Regions from separate parts of the Homo sapiens genome. Here region 2 is linked to region 1. A link is an interaction called in ENCODE POLR2A ChIA-PET data of the cell type or tissue named here. Cell type or tissue: IMR-90. All regions are shown on one strand. Each heading gives the region's core, and the rest is flanking DNA. Links, peaks and the distances in the headings are about the cores only. Region 1 has its middle 11 kb from the start of KRT18. Region 2 overlaps KRT79 (keratin 79).

Region 1 (2,910 bases), core at 181-2,680:
ATCACACCAGACTATTATTTTATGTTTTGTAGAAAAGCGGTCTCACTATGTTGCGGAGCTAGATTTCTTCTGTTGTTTTTGTTGTTGTTGTTGTTGAGATGGAGTTTCACTCTTGTTGCCCAGGCTGGAGTGCAATGGCGCAATCTGCACTCACTGCAACCTCTGCCTCCCAGGTTCAAGCGATTCTCCTGCCTCAGCCTCCTGGGTAGCTGGGATTACAAGCATGGGCCACTATGCCCGGCTAATTTTTTTGTATTTTTAGTAGAGATGGGGTTTCTCCATTTTGGTCAGGCTGGTCTTGAACTCCCAACCTCAGGTGATCCGCCCGTCTTGGCCTCCCAAAGTGCTGGGATTACAGGTGTGAGGCACTGTGCCCAGCTGCTAGATTTCTTAAATACAGCATCAAAGCATAATCCATAAAATAAAAACTTGATAAACTGGGCTTTGTCACAATTAAGAACTTCTCTTCAAAAGACATTAAGAGAATGAAAAGATAGCCACAGACTGGGAGAAAATAGTTGCAAATTTCATGAAGAAGAACTTGAATCCAGACATATTTTCAAAACTCTCAACATTCAATAATAAAAAAGAGACAACCAAATTTTTTAAATGGGCAAAAGATCTGAACAGATATTTCATCAAAAAAGAGATACAGGCCGGGCATGGTGGCTCACACCTGTAATCGTAGCACTTTGGGAGGCTGAGGCGGGTGGACTGCCTGAGCTCAGGAGTTTGAGACCAACCTGGGCAACACCGTGAAACCCTGTCTCTACTGAAATACAAAAAACTAGCCTGGTGTGGCAGCATGCACCTGTAATCCCAGCCACTTGGGAGGCTGAGGCAGGAGAATTGCTAGAACTCGGGAGGCAGAGGTTGCAGTGAGCTGAGACTGTGCCACTGCACAATCCAGCCTGGGCAACAGAACAAGACTCGGTCTCTAAAAAAAAAAAAAGAGAGAGAGATACAGATGGGGCAGGGTGCAGTGGCTCAAGCGTGTAATCCCAGCACTTTGGGAGGCTGAGGCGGGAGTATTGCTTGAGCTCAGGAGTTTGAGACCAGCCTGGGCAACATGGCAAAACCCTGTCTCTACAAAATATACAAAAATTAGCCAGGCATGGTGGCATGTGACTATAATCCCAGCTACTCTGGAGGCTGAGGCTCAAGAATCACTTGAATCCGGGAGGCAAATGTTGCAGTGAACCAAGATCCCGCCACTGTACTCCAGCCTGGGTGAGGGAGTGAAACTCTGTCTCAAAAAAAAAAAAAAAGAAGAAGAAAACAGGCCGGGCATGGTGGTTCATGCCTGTAATCCCAGCACTTTGGAGGCCAAGGCAAGTGGATCACCTGAGGTCAGGAGTTTGAGACCAGCCTGGCCAACATGGTGAAACCCTGTCTCTACTAAAAATACAAAAAAATGTAGCCTGGCATGGTGGCACACACCTGTAGTCCCAGCTACTCGGGAGACTGAGGCAAGAGAATTGCTTAAGCCCAGGAGGCAGAGGCTGCAGTGAGCCGAGATCGTGCCATTGCACTCCAGCCTGGGCAAAAGAACAAAACTCCATCTCAAAAAAAAAAAAAAAAGTTGCCAAAAATAAAGAGATACAGATGGTAAATAAGCACATGAAAAGATGCCCAATATCATTAGTCATTAGGAAAATACACATTAAAACCACAAGATACCATTACACACCCACTAGAAAGCTATATATATATATATATATATATATATATATATATTTTTTTTTTTTTTTATATATAAGGTCTTGCTCTGTCGCCCAGGCTGGAGTGCAGGGCCATGACCTTAGCTCACTGCAACCTCTGCCTCCTGGGTTCAAGTGATTCTCGTGCCTTGGCCTCCCGAGTAGCTGGGATTACAAGCATGGACAATGCCCAGCTAATTTTTTGTATTTTTAGTAGAGCTGGGATTTTGCTGTGTTGCCCAGACTGGTGTTGAACTCCTGGCCTCAAGTGATCCGTTTGCCTCGGCCTCCCAAAGTGCTGTGATTACTAGTGTGAGACTCCACATCCAGCCTAACTTTTGTTTTTCCTTTTTAATAACAGGCCAAGCACAGTGGCTCAGGCATGTAATCCCAGCATTTTGGGGGGCCGAGGCAGAAGGATCACCTGAGCCCAATAGTTCGAGACAAGCCTGGGCAACAAAGGAAGACTCCCCTCTCTACAAAAGAATTTTTTTTTTTTTTGAGACGGAGTCTCGCTCTGTCGCCGAGGCTGGAGTGCAGTGGTGCGATCTCAGCTCACTGCAAGCTCTGCCTCCCAGGTTCACGCTGTTCTCTTGTGTCAGCCTCCCGAGGACCTGGGACTACAGGTGCCTGCCACCAGTCCCGGTTAATTTTTTGTGTTTTTAGTAGAGACGGGGTTTCACCGTGTTAACCAGGATTGTCTTGATCTCCTGACCTCATGATCCTCCCGCCTTGACCTCCCAAAGTGCTGGGCTTACAGGCGTGAGCCACCGCGCCTGGCCTACAAATGAATTTTTAAAACCAGCCAGGTTTAGTGGTATGGGCCTGTAGTCCTAGCTCCTGAGGAGGATGAGGCAGGAGTATCACTTGGGCACAGGAGTTCCAGGCTATAGTAAGCTATGACAGAACCACTATACTCCAACCTGGGTGACAGAGCAAGACCCTGTATCTTAAAAAAAAGTAAAATAAAAAATAAAAATAAAAAAAGGACAGACAGTACAGAGTGTTGGTGAGGATACAGAGCATCATGTTACTGGGGGCATGCAAAATGGTACAGCTACTTTGGCAGTTTCTTAGAAGAATAAACTTGGCCAGGCATGGTGGTTCACGCCTGTACTCCCAGCACTTTGGGAGACTGAGGCGGGCAGATCACTTGAGGTCAGGAGTTCGACACCAGCCTGGCCAACATGGTGAAACTGTCTCTAGTAAA
Region 2 (2,910 bases), core at 241-2,740, 110 kb before region 1:
TAACAGTGGTAAGAGTCAGACTTCGGAGTTCAAGAGCCAGATTTGAATTCTAGCATGCTTCTTCCTAGCTATGTGACCACGAGCAACTCTGAGCCCCAGGGTCCTTGACTATAAAATTGAGACAATAATAGTTCTTGCATTCTGGGGTTATTGAGAAGATTATGTTAAAAGTTTGCCCCCGTGCCTGGCCCATCAAAAGCACTTAATAAGTTGAAGCTAGTATTAATTAAAGTGTCAAGGTTTTAGGCTGGGTGCGGTGGCTCACGCCTGTAATCCCAGCACTTTGGGAGGCCAAGGCGGGTGGATCACCTGAGGTCAGGAGTTCAAGACCAGCCTGGCCAACATGGCAAAACTCCATCTCTACTAAAAATACAAAAATTAGCTGGGCATGGTGGCAGGCACCTGTAGTCCCAGCTACTCCAGTGGCTAAAGCAGGAGAATCGCTTTGCAGAGGTTGCAGTGAGCCAAGACTGTGCCACTACACTCCAGCCTGGGTAACACAGCGAAACTCCGTCTCAAAAAAAAAAGTGTTAAGGTTTCATCTTCCACCAATGAGGTTGCACTGGTGAATTCAGGTCAGACCTCCATGGAAAACGCCCAGTGCTGTTTATAGTGTATGCAAACTCTCCCTGCCCATTGGCCACCTCACCATTTCATAGAGTTGCTGCAGGAAGTCAATCTCCTGGGTCAAGGTGCCCACTTTGCCATGCAGATCCATCCGGCCCATGTATGCTGCATCCACATCCTGGGGACGAGAGAGCAAGACAGATCCTCAGGCCCCAGGGATGTCCCCTCTCCCCGAATCAGCCCAGTACCCTGGCAGCCAAAGGACCACCTCCCCCACTCCACTCGGCTCACCTTCTTGAGCACCACAAACTCGTTCTCTGCAGCAGTGTGCTTGTTGATTTCATCCTCGTACCTGTTACACATGGGAGACTCAGGCCAGGCTCAGCCTGGCTCTGCCTTTCAGGCATGGGACCCACTCAGCCTTACAGAAGCCCTGATGGGTCCCTCACTGATCAAGAACACCTCTGGGGAGCAGTTCTTTAATGTAGCCAACCAGTGAAGAAACATGGGGTCTGCCTTGATTTAAACATTCTCTCTCCCCACCCCATTTTAGGGAAAGAGGCACAGAATTTGTGCAATAATATGGCAATCAAGAGCTGCCATCTCTTTGGATCCAAGCCCTTAGGAGGCTTTAGAGGGACAAGTGAAGATGTGTCAACAGTGGCTGACCTTTACCATCACTTTCAACAACACAGTGTCATTCAAACCAGCTAACTCCTCCCCAACCACTTTTGATGAGATTTTAAGGTTTAGAAATTGCCATGGTCAATTTATGGGAAAAGTCATTTTTAAATGTGCGTGTTTAAAAGTTATAAATACGCATATCAACCAATTATAATATATAAACCTTTGGAGCTTGAGTCAAATAAGCTGTATTTTTTAAATTTATGACATGTATGGGGTCACTGGAAATTCAAAACTGGCTGGATATTTAATGATATTGAGGAATTATTGTTTTAAAATTTTTTAGGTGTGATTATGCCACTGTATGTTTTACTGAGTCATAGATGAACTACATTCACATGCAGATATATGAATATAACTTGTAAAATATTAGTGAATGAAATGACAAGATGTCTGGGATTTGCTTCAAGACTACAAGGGAATCAGAACACGTAGAAAAAGGCAAAGGTAAAAAAAAAAGACTACACGGGAAGAAGGGAAGTGGGGAGGTGTAAAAAATGCAACAAGATTGGTTATGAGTTGATAATGATTAAAGCTGGGTGACAGGAACATGGGGTTCATTATACTATTCCCCCTACTTTAAAAACTTTTTTAAATTACAAACAAACCTGCCAATTCTCCAGGTGGCAGCAGGTGCTGGACCTGAGCACCTGAGGGAGCCAGCTCTGTCTGTGCATCCCCCAGGTGGGCCTGGGACCCTGGGAATGGGGTGGCCCTCTTGGCAGGTTTCCCACTGCCCCTCCTCACTCCCACATGGCCCCGCCTGGCCTGCTCTCCTCACTTGTTCTTGAAGTCCTCCACAAGGTCCTGCACGTTCCTGAGCTCTGAGTCCAGCCTCCCCCGCTCGCTCTGAAGTCTGTCCAGCGTGCTCCGCATGCTACCCAGGTAGGCCTCAAAGAGGGGCTCCAGGTTGTTCCTGGTGACACCCAAGTTCTGGCCCTGCTCCTGCAGCAGTGCCCACTTGGTCTCCAGCACCTTATTCTGTTGCTCCAGGAACCGCACCTGAGCCAGAGCAGAAAGGGTGGGCTGATGTCACCCTCCGGTCACCAGAGGAGCCAAGGATGGGGTCCATTGCCACCTCCCCTCCAAGGCCAGGGCAACATAGGGACGCTGCAGCCGCACCTACACTTTGCTGTGGGGAGGCACTCCTTAGGGGAATAGACTGCTGGAAACGACCGTCCAATCTGATGGAAAGAACTCTACCAAGTTAATAAGCACAAAAGCCCAGCTCAGTAGCAGTACCAATTTACTAGTTGGTAACCTTGGTCGAATCATTTCTCTCTGAGTCTCCCTCTCTCACTTGTCCTGCATAAACTGGACTAGATCTATGTTTCTGACCCCTAATTCTGCATTAAAATCATCTGTTTAAAATGTAAATCAACTGTTTAAAATCACACACTTTGGGAGCCTGAAGCTGGAGGAGTGCTTGAGCTCAGGAGTTCAAGACCAGCCTAGGCAACATAGCAAGACTGTCTCCACTAAAAATCAAGACAATTAGCCAGGTGTAGTGGCATGCACCAGTAGTCCCAGCTACTCAGGAGGCTGAAGTGGGAGGATCACTTGAGCCCAAGAGATGGAGGCTGCAGTGAGCTATGACTGTACCACTGCACTCCAGTCTGGGAAACAGAGCAAGACCCTGTCTCAAAAAATAATAATAAT

The links. Peaks named below come from ENCODE experiments on the same cell type or tissue, not always from the same donor. Only the 100,000 strongest peaks of a DNase experiment are listed, where the experiment ranks them.
Region 2: POLR2A ChIA-PET joins it to region 1 with 5 read pairs; 4 of 35 experiments call an interaction of 5 or more read pairs at or near these places.

What each region holds. Positions count from the first base shown.
Region 1 is chr12:52,936,435-52,939,344 of GRCh38, forward strand. It overlaps a transcript of KRT8 not described here. Among named protein-coding and RNA genes, the nearest start is that of KRT18, 11 kb to the right of the region's middle. In IMR-90, for the core only: no CTCF peak of the experiment used is centred there; a DNase peak (open chromatin) is centred at 1,647.
Region 2 is chr12:52,829,374-52,832,283 of GRCh38, forward strand. KRT79 (keratin 79) reads right to left here. Exons shown (of 9, transcript NM_175834.3): 2 at 2,033-2,253; 3 at 859-919; 4 at 650-745. Among named protein-coding and RNA genes, the nearest start is that of KRT79, 3.5 kb to the right of the region's middle. In IMR-90, for the core only: no CTCF peak of the experiment used is centred there; no DNase peak of the experiment used is centred there; H3K27me3 peaks cover 411 bases.